Linked DNA regions of Homo sapiens: region 1 is linked to region 2. A link is an interaction called in ENCODE POLR2A ChIA-PET data of the cell type or tissue named here. Cell type or tissue: CD4-positive, alpha-beta T cell. All regions are shown on one strand. Each heading gives the region's core, and the rest is flanking DNA. Links, peaks and the distances in the headings are about the cores only. Region 1 overlaps DAP3 (death associated protein 3). Region 2 has its middle 12 kb from the start of MSTO1.

Region 1 (4,374 bases), core at 1-4,000, 110 kb after region 2:
TATTGAGAGTTACATTTAAGTATTTTAAACCTCTTAGCTCCAAAAGATTCGGGCTTTTAAATTAGATATTTCCTGTATACAAAAAAATGAATATAATACACATGATATGAAAATAATAAATTCTCATGTATCCATTATCCAGTGTTAGTTTATTATCAGTTTCCTTGTGTGCCCTGCCCCAATCTTCTTCCCTTTTCTTCTCCCCAGGAGTAACCATTATTCTAAATGTTGTTTTTATCATTCTCTTGCTTTTTTGTTTCAGTTTTCCTATTTATATCCCCCAAATAATTAATGAAGCTTTTTGGTTTTGAATTTTATATGTTATGTCATGCCAGATGTAATAGCGTTCACTCAGTATTCATTTTTGAGATCCATGTTGATGCATGCAATGGTAATTTTTTCATTTAATTGCTTTCTAATATTCCATTTTATGACTGTCTCTATCTACTGTTCTACTAAGGGACATTAGTTTTTTCTACAGTTTTTTTATAATTCATACTCTGCTAGTATGAACCTCCTTATATATATTTCCCAGTGTACATGTAGAAGTTTTGGTTTTGGTTTTTGTTTTGAGACAGAGTTTCACTCTTGTTGCCCAGTCTGGAATGCAATGGCACGATCTCGGCTCACTGCAACCTCTGCCTCCCAGGTTCAAGGAATCCTCCTGCCTCTGCCTCCCGAGTAGCTGGGATTACCGGTGTGTACCACCACGCCCAGCTAATTTTTTGTATTTTTAGTAGAGATTGGGTTTCACCATGTTGGCCAGGCTGCTCTTGAACTCCTGACCTCAGGTGATCCACCTGCCTTGGCCTCCCAAAGTACTGGGATTACAGGCTTGAGCCACCACACTTTCAACTTTTTGTTTGTACATTTTCAACTTTGCAAAGATAGTGTATTTTCAACTTTGTTTTGTGCATTTTCAACTTTGCAAAGATAGTGTATTTATACTTTCATTGACATGTATGAAAGTTGAATACAATGTAATGTTTCGCAGCCTATTTAACATTTGCTATTGTCTGACTTTTTAATTTTCTTTTTCTGTTTTTGTTTTTTTTTTTTTTTTTTTGAGACAGAGTCTCACTCTGTCACCTGGGCTAGCGTACAGTGGTGTGATATCAGCTCACTGCAACCTCTGGATGCAAGCAATCCTCCTGCCTTAGCCTCCAGAGTAGCTGGGACTACAGGTGCATATCACCACTCCTGACTAATTTTTTTTTTTTTTTTTTTTTGAGACACAGTCTTGCTCTGTCGCCCAGGCTGGAGTGCAGTGGCATGATCTCAGCTCACTGTAAGCTCCGCCTCCCAGTTTCATGCCATTCTCCTGCCTCAGCCTCCCAAGTAGCTGGGACTACAGGCGCCCACCACCACACCTAGCTATTTTTTTGCATTTTTAGTAGAGACGGGTTTTCACCGTGTTAGCCAGGACCGTCTCGATCTGACCTCGTGATCTGCCCGCCTCGGCCTCCCAAAGTGCTGGGATTACAGGCGTGAGCCACTGCGCGTGGCCTCCGACTAATTTTTTAAAATATTTTTTGGTAGAGATGAAGTTTTACCATGTTGGCCAGGCTGGTCTCGAATTCCTGACCTCAAGTGATCTGCCCACCTTGACCTCCCAAAGTGCTGGGATTACAGGTATGAGCCATTACACCTGGCCTATTTTCTTTTTTTTTTTTGAGGTGGTCTCACTCTGTCATCCATGCTGGAATGTAGTGCATCTCAGCTCACTGTGACCTCCACCTCCTCCCAAGCTCAAGTGATCCTCCTGCCTCGGCCTTCCGAGGAGCTGGGACTACAGGCATGCACTACCATGCCCTGCTAATTTTTATATTTTTTGTAAAGACAGGGTCTCACTTTGTTGCTGAGGCCAGTCTTGAACTCCTGGGCTCAAGCAATCCACCCACCTCAGCCCCGAGAAGTGTTCCTCCCAAAGTGTGGGGATTGTACATGTGAGCCACTGTGTCCCGCCTGACTTTTTTATTTTCCCAGTATGATGATTGTGAATGGTATCTGGTTTTCATCATTTTAATTAGCATTTCCCTGATTTGTAATGAGGTTCAAAAATCTTTTCATGGGTTCACTAGCCTTTTGTGTTTCGTTTTCTGTGAAATGCCTGTTCATGCCTTTTGCTCATTTTTTTAATGAAGCTGTAGGCATTCTTTATATATTCTAGATATTAATATAGATTATTAATCCCTATTAATCTATTGTCAGTTTTCCATGTTGCACACATCTTTTCCCATTTGTGGTTTACCTTTTCACTTTTTTTTTTTTTGTAACAGTGCAAGGATGATGCTGAAAGGAATAACAAGGCTTATCTCTAGGATCCATAAGGTGAGTCCTGACTGACCTGAACACTCTGTGCATACTGCCTTTAGGTTCCCAGATTCTTGTTTTCAGATGGATTCATTGTATCTAGAGTGAAATGCTCTGGAAAACTTCATATGTAACAGGTTTCAGTAGAATAATTGTGCTTGAGAATTTACCATGGAATAGGAGAATTAATATTTTTCCAGAAAACATAAGTAAGTTTGACTGTAATTATCTTTATTAACTTTATTTCTCTAGCCAACTAGAGAATGGTTATCATCCCTTAATGAAGTATTTAAAAGAAAAACAAGTTGCCAATTTACAGCTTTAGCATCTAAAATAGAATAAAAAATAAAATTGTACATGAAAAAGACCATTCTGCTGGTTTACTTCATTTTTTCACATATTTACCAAATAGTTTTTCAGTACTTTTTTTTTTTTTTTTTTGAGACAGAGTCTCGCTCTGTTGCCCAGGCTGGAGTGTGCAGTGGCGCAATCTCGGCTCACTGCAACCTCTGCCTCCTGGGTTCAAGCTATTCTTCTGCCTCAGCCTCCCGAATAGCTGGGACTACAGGCGCTTGCCACCATGCCCGGCTAATTTTTGTATTTTTAGTAGAAACGGTGTTTCATCATATTAGCTAGGCTGGTCTCGAACTCCTGACTTCGTGATCTGCCCACCTAGGCCTCCCAAAGTGCTGGGATTACAGGCGTGAGCCACTGTGCCCGGCCTTCAGTACCTTCTATATGGCAGGTACTCAGAATTCTAAGATGCCTCATTTCACTAATAATAGTTATTATTTGTTGGGTATTATTATGTGCCAGGTACTACACTAAGTGATTTATTTTTTTAATCCTCATGATCAACCCATGAACGAGATAATATCCTTGTTTCACAGATGGAGAAACTAAAGATGAGACTGGCTAGGTAACTTACCTGAGGAAATAGCCTGTGAGGTTGCAAAGCCCACACGAGATGCCAGGTCTGTCTGACTTCAAAGCCTGTGGCCTAACCACTGTGCTCTATTGCATTTTATGGTCCATGTTCTCCAGAAGCTTACAGTCCAGTAGAATCATGAAAAAATGACTATTTCAGTATGGTGCTCTTACAGCACCAAAGAGGAGCACCTGAGCGGGATTAGTCGAGTCAGCAGGAGATCCTGAAAGGCTCAGAACTGAGCCAGAAAGACTTGGTCATTTTCAGCTGATTATTTAATTACAGATTAGATTTCCTAGAAAAGGAGCCCTTCCTCCTATATGGCTCCCCCTGCATGTGCCCCCTTCCCTCAGGCCTATATATTAATACATAAAATAACCCATTATTATAAAATGAAACGAAAGCAAGGATCAGCAGAGGGATGGATTCTGGACTCAACTGATCATATTACAAGGCTAAAATAAATTTCCTCTCTCGGCCGGGCACAGTAGCTCATGCCTGTAATCCCAGCACTTTGGGAGGCCGAGGCAGGCAGATCACCTGAGGTCAGCAGTTTGAGACCAGCCTGGCCAACATAGTGAAACCCCGTCTCTACTAAAAATACAAAAATTAGCTGCGTGTGGTGGCACACGCCTGTAATCCCAGCTACTTGGGAGGCTGAGGTAAGAGAATCGCTTGAACCCAAGAGGTAGAGGTTGCAGTGAGCCAAGATCACGCCACTGCACTCTAGCCTGGGCAATAGAGCGAGACTCCATCTCAAAAGAAAAAAAAAAATTTCCTCTTTCTTAATAACAGACAACAAAGACCTGAGGCTAGACTGTAGAGTGCTGTTGGTGAGAGAAAGTTTTGTTTTTTTTTTTTTACTAGTTTGGTTCAGGGTGACTGTATTAGTCAGGGTTCTCTACAGGGACAGCACTAATAGGATAGAAGTATATATGAAGGAGAGTTTGTTAAGGAGTATTGAGTCACACCATCTGGCGAAGTCCCACAGTAGGCCGTGAGCAAGCTGAGGAGCAAGTAAGCCAGTCCAAGTCCCAAAACTTCAAAAGTAGGGAAGCTGACAGTGCAGTCTTCAGTCTGTGGCTAAAGGCCTGAGAGCCCCTGGCAAATCACTGTTGTAAGTCCAAGGGTCC
Region 2 (4,353 bases), core at 354-4,353:
TAAAAAATGAGGCTGGGCACAGTAGCTTATGCCTGTAATCCCAGCACTTTGGGATCCCGAGGTGGGAGGATCACTTGAGCCCAAGAGTTCAAGACTAGCCTGGGCAACATAGAGAGTCCCCAACTCCACACAAAAAAATTTTTAATTAGCAGTGCACAGTGGTATGTGCCTGTAGTCCAAGCTACTCAAGAGGTTTAGCTGTAAGGATCACTTGAGCCCAGGAAGTCAAGGCTACAGTCAGCTGAGATTGGGCCACTGCACTCCAGCCTGGACAGCAGGCTGTCTCAAAACAATGGGAGATATCTTTTCCAGCTTTAAGAGATGAATGGTCCAGTTGTGGTGGCTCATGCCTGCAATCCCAACACTTTGAGAGGCCAAAGTGGGAGGATCCCTTGAGCTCAGGAGTTCAAGACCAACCTGGGCAACATAGCAAAACCTCATCTCTATCCAAAAAAAGTCAAAAAATTAGACAGGTGTGGTGGTGCACACCTGTGGTCCCAGCTACTTGTGAGGCTGAGGTTGGAGGATCTTATGAGCCTGGGAAGCCAAGGCCTCAGTGAGCGGTGATTGCACTACCGCACTCCAGCCTGGGCAACTGAGCAAGACCCTGCCTCAAAAATACAAAAGACAAAGACATGAGTGAATACCAGACCTTATCCACTTTTCAAAGTCTTGGTCACAGATGAGAAGACAAGGTTGTGCATGGTGGCTGACGCCTGTAATTGCAGGATTTTGGGAGGCCAACGCAGGCGGATCACCTGAGGTCAGGAGTTGGAGACCAGCCTGGTCAACATGGTAAAACCCCGTCTCTATTAAAAACACAAAAAATTAGTAGGGCATAGTGGCGGGCGCCTGTAGTCCCAGCTACTCGGGAGGCTGAGGCAGGAGAATCACTTGAACCTGGGAGGCCGAGTTGCAGTGAGCTGAGATCACGCCATTACACTCCAGCCTGGGCAACAAGAGGGAAACTAAATCCTAACAAAACAATTGGATTGATGTAGGATTTGACAGGTAATTGCAAACTTTTTTTTTTTTTAGAAGAAGTCTCACTCTGTTGCCCAGGCTGGAGTGCAGTGGTGTGATTTCGGCTCACTGCAACCTCCGCCTCCCGGGTTCAAGCGATTCTCCCGTCTCAGCCGCCTGAGTAGCTGGGATTACAGATATGCGCCACCACGCCTGGCTAATTTTTGTATTTTTAGTAGGGAGGGGGTTTCACCATGTTGGTCAGGCTGGTCTCGAACTCCTGACCCCAGGTGATCCACCCGCCTTGGTCTCCCAAAGTGCTGGGATTACAGGCGTGAGCCACAGCACCCAGCCACTACTTTTTGTCTTTTTTTTTTTTGAGATGGAGTTTCAGTCTGCTGCCCAGGCTGGAGTGCCGTGGCGCGATCTCGGCTCACTGCAGCCTCTGCCTCCTGGGTTCGAGCGATTCTCCTGCCTCAGTCTCCCCAGTATCTGGGATTACAGGCACGCGCCACCACGCCCAGCTAATTTTTTGTATTTTTAGTAGAAACAGGGTTTCACCATGTTGCCCAGGCTGGTCTCAAACTCCTGACCTCAGATGATCTGCCCATCTCAGCCTCCCAAAGCACTGGGATTACAGGCGTGTGCCACTACACCCGGCCAGAATTTCTTTTTTTTTTAGATGGAATTTCACCCTTGTTGCACAGGCTGGAGTGCAATGACGCATCTCAGCTCACCACAACCTCTGCCTCCCTGGTTCAAGCAATTCTCCCGCCTCAGCCTCCAAAGTAGCTGGGATTACAGGCATGTGCCACCACGGCCAGCTAATTTGTATTTTTAGTAGAGACAGGGTTTCTCCATGTTGGTCAGGCTGTTCTCGAACTTCTGACTTCAGGTGATCCACCTGCCTCGGCCTCACAAAGTGCTAGAATTACAGGTGTGAGCCACCGCACCCGGCCAGGATTTCTTTAAAAAATATAAACACTGGCCAGGTGCAGTAGCTCACTTGTAATCCCAGCACTTTGGGAGGCCAAGGCAGGCAAACCACTTTTGGCCAAGAGTTCAAGATGAGCCTGGTCAACATAGTGAAACTCTGTCTCTACTAAAAATACAAAAATTAGCCAGGCGTGGTGGTACACACCTGTAATCACAGCTACTTGGGAGGCTGAGGCAGGAGCATCCCTTGAACCCAGAAGGTAGAGGTTGCAGTGAGCCAAGATCACGTCACTGCTTTCCAGCCTGGAGAACAGAGCGAGACCCAGTCTCAAACAGCAAGAACAACAAAAAAAACATAAGTACTGTTGACAGTACAAGTGACCTTTCTAGTCACCTTGTAGTCACGTTTTCTTTAACAACATATATTTTAGATGGAGAGAAGGGAACCGGAAAAACACTCGGTCTTTGCCATGTTATTCATTTCTGTGCAAAACAGGACTGGCTGATACTACGTATTCCAGATGGTAAGAACTTCCTGTCTTGTCTTCTCTCTGTTAGGTTCAGTTATCTTGTTACCGTGGTAGTCTTGTAGCTTTAATTTTCTAACGGGGATCTGATAGCTAAAGGAAAAGCCTTTGCCAGTCACGATGGCTCATGCCTGTAATCCCAGCACTTTGGAAAGCCGAGGCAGGCGGATTGCCTGAGCTTAAGCCCAGGAGGAGGCTGCAGTGAGCCGTGATCGCACCACTGCACTCTAGCCTGGGCGACAAAACAAGACGCTGTCTCAGAAAAGAAAAAAAAAAAAGAAAAGCCTTTACTCCAGATGTAGAGCAGTCTGAGCTCATCCATCATGATTTCTTCGTGATATTACTGCCAAGCAGGTTACAAGGTGAAGTCAATGTGATGAAAGGAAATTGGGCTAAAAGCTTCCTGAAGCCTTTTGATGCTAAGCAGTCCTTCTTTTGATATTTAATACCCATGAGCATAAACTCCTGCCTTAGAGGTCACCACGGGGTTTTTTTTGTTTTTTATTTTTTGCCATCGGTTAACAATTCTGAGTACCCACAGAGCCTTTTACTATTTATCAGCATTCTAGAGTCATCAGTATAGGTTGTCAAAACTTAAGGGATATTACACTTTGCATATGAAGGGGTGGGTTGCCCCTCCACACCTGTGGGTGTTTCTCGTAAGGTGGAATGAGAGACTTGGAAAAGAAAAAGACACAGAGACAAAGTATGGAGAAAGAAATAAGGGGACCAGGGGAACCAGCGTTCAGCATATGGAGGATCCCGCCAGCCTCTGAGTTCCCTTAGTATTTATTGATCATTCGTGGGTGTTTCTCCGAGAGGGGGATGTGTCAGGGTCACAAGACAATAGTGGGGAGAGGGTCAACAGACAAACACGTGAACAAAGGTCTTTGCATCATAGACAAGGTAAAGGATTAAGTGCTGTGCTTTTAGATATGCATACACATAAACATCTCAATGCTTTACAAAGCAGTATTGCTGCCCGCATGTCCCACCTCCAGCCCTAAGGCGGTTTTTCCCTATCTCAGTAGATGGAATGTACAATCGGGTTTTATACCGAGACATTCCATTGCCCAGGGACGGGGAGGAGACAGATGCCTTCCTCTTGTCTCAACTGCAAGAGGCATGCCTTCCTCTTATACTAATCCTTCTCAGCACAGACCCTTTACGGGTGTCGGGCTGGGGAACGGTCAGGTCTTTCCCTTCCCACGAGGCCATATTTCAGACTATCACATGGGGAGAAACCTTGGACAATACCTGGCTTTCCTAGGCAGAGGTCCCTGCGGGCTTCCGCAGTGTTTTGTGTCTCTGGGTACTTGAGATTAGGGAGTGGTGATGACTCTTAACGAGCATGCTGCCTTCAAGCATCTGTTTAACAAAGCACATCTTGCACAGCCCTTAATTCATTTAACCCTGAGTTGACTCAGCACATGTTTCAGAGAGCACAGGGTTGGGGGTAAGGTCATAGATTAACAGAATCTCAAGGCAGAAGAATTTTTCTTAGTACAGAACAAAATGGAGTCTCCTATGTCTACTTCTTTCTATACAGACACAGTAACAATCTGATCTCTCTTGCTTTTCCCCACAGCATATGTCCCTTTTTTGTTAAATATTGTGTGCATCCATATTTTTTCTTTCTTTTTTTTTGAGATGGAGTCTTGCTCTGTCGCCCAGACTGGAGTGCAGTGGCACGATCTCGGCTCACTGCAACCTGCATCCCCCGGGTTCAAGCGATTCTCCTGCCTTAGCCTCCCCAGTAGCTGGGATTACAGGCATGCACCACCACATCTGGCTAATTTCTGTATTTTTAGTATAGACAGGGTTTTGCCATGTTGGCAAGCTCCGCCTCCCAGGTTCATGCCATTCTCCTGCCTCAGCCTCCCAAGTAGCTGGGACTAAAGTCACCTGCCACCACGCCCGGCTAATT

What was found. ChIA-PET counts read pairs that join two places held together with the same protein. Peaks named below come from ENCODE experiments on the same cell type or tissue, not always from the same donor. Only the 100,000 strongest peaks of a DNase experiment are listed, where the experiment ranks them.
Region 1: POLR2A ChIA-PET joins it to region 2 with 16 read pairs; 4 of 35 experiments call an interaction of 5 or more read pairs at or near these places.

Annotation. Positions count from the first base shown.
Region 1 is chr1:155,707,494-155,711,867 of GRCh38, forward strand. It overlaps DAP3 (death associated protein 3), which reads left to right. Exons shown (of 13, transcript NM_004632.4): 2 at 2,280-2,331. The coding sequence starts at 2,287. Among named protein-coding and RNA genes, the nearest start is that of DAP3, 21 kb to the left of the region's middle. In CD4-positive, alpha-beta T cell, for the core only: no CTCF peak of the experiment used is centred there; no DNase peak of the experiment used is centred there.
Region 2 is chr1:155,596,493-155,600,845 of GRCh38, forward strand. It overlaps a transcript of MSTO1 not described here and the pseudogene DAP3P1. Among named protein-coding and RNA genes, the nearest start is that of MSTO1, 12 kb to the right of the region's middle. RefSeq lists a silencer at 2,486-2,780 and enhancers at 3,014-3,666, 3,667-4,320. In CD4-positive, alpha-beta T cell, for the core only: no CTCF peak of the experiment used is centred there; a DNase peak (open chromatin) is centred at 2,639; H3K4me3 peaks cover 579 bases.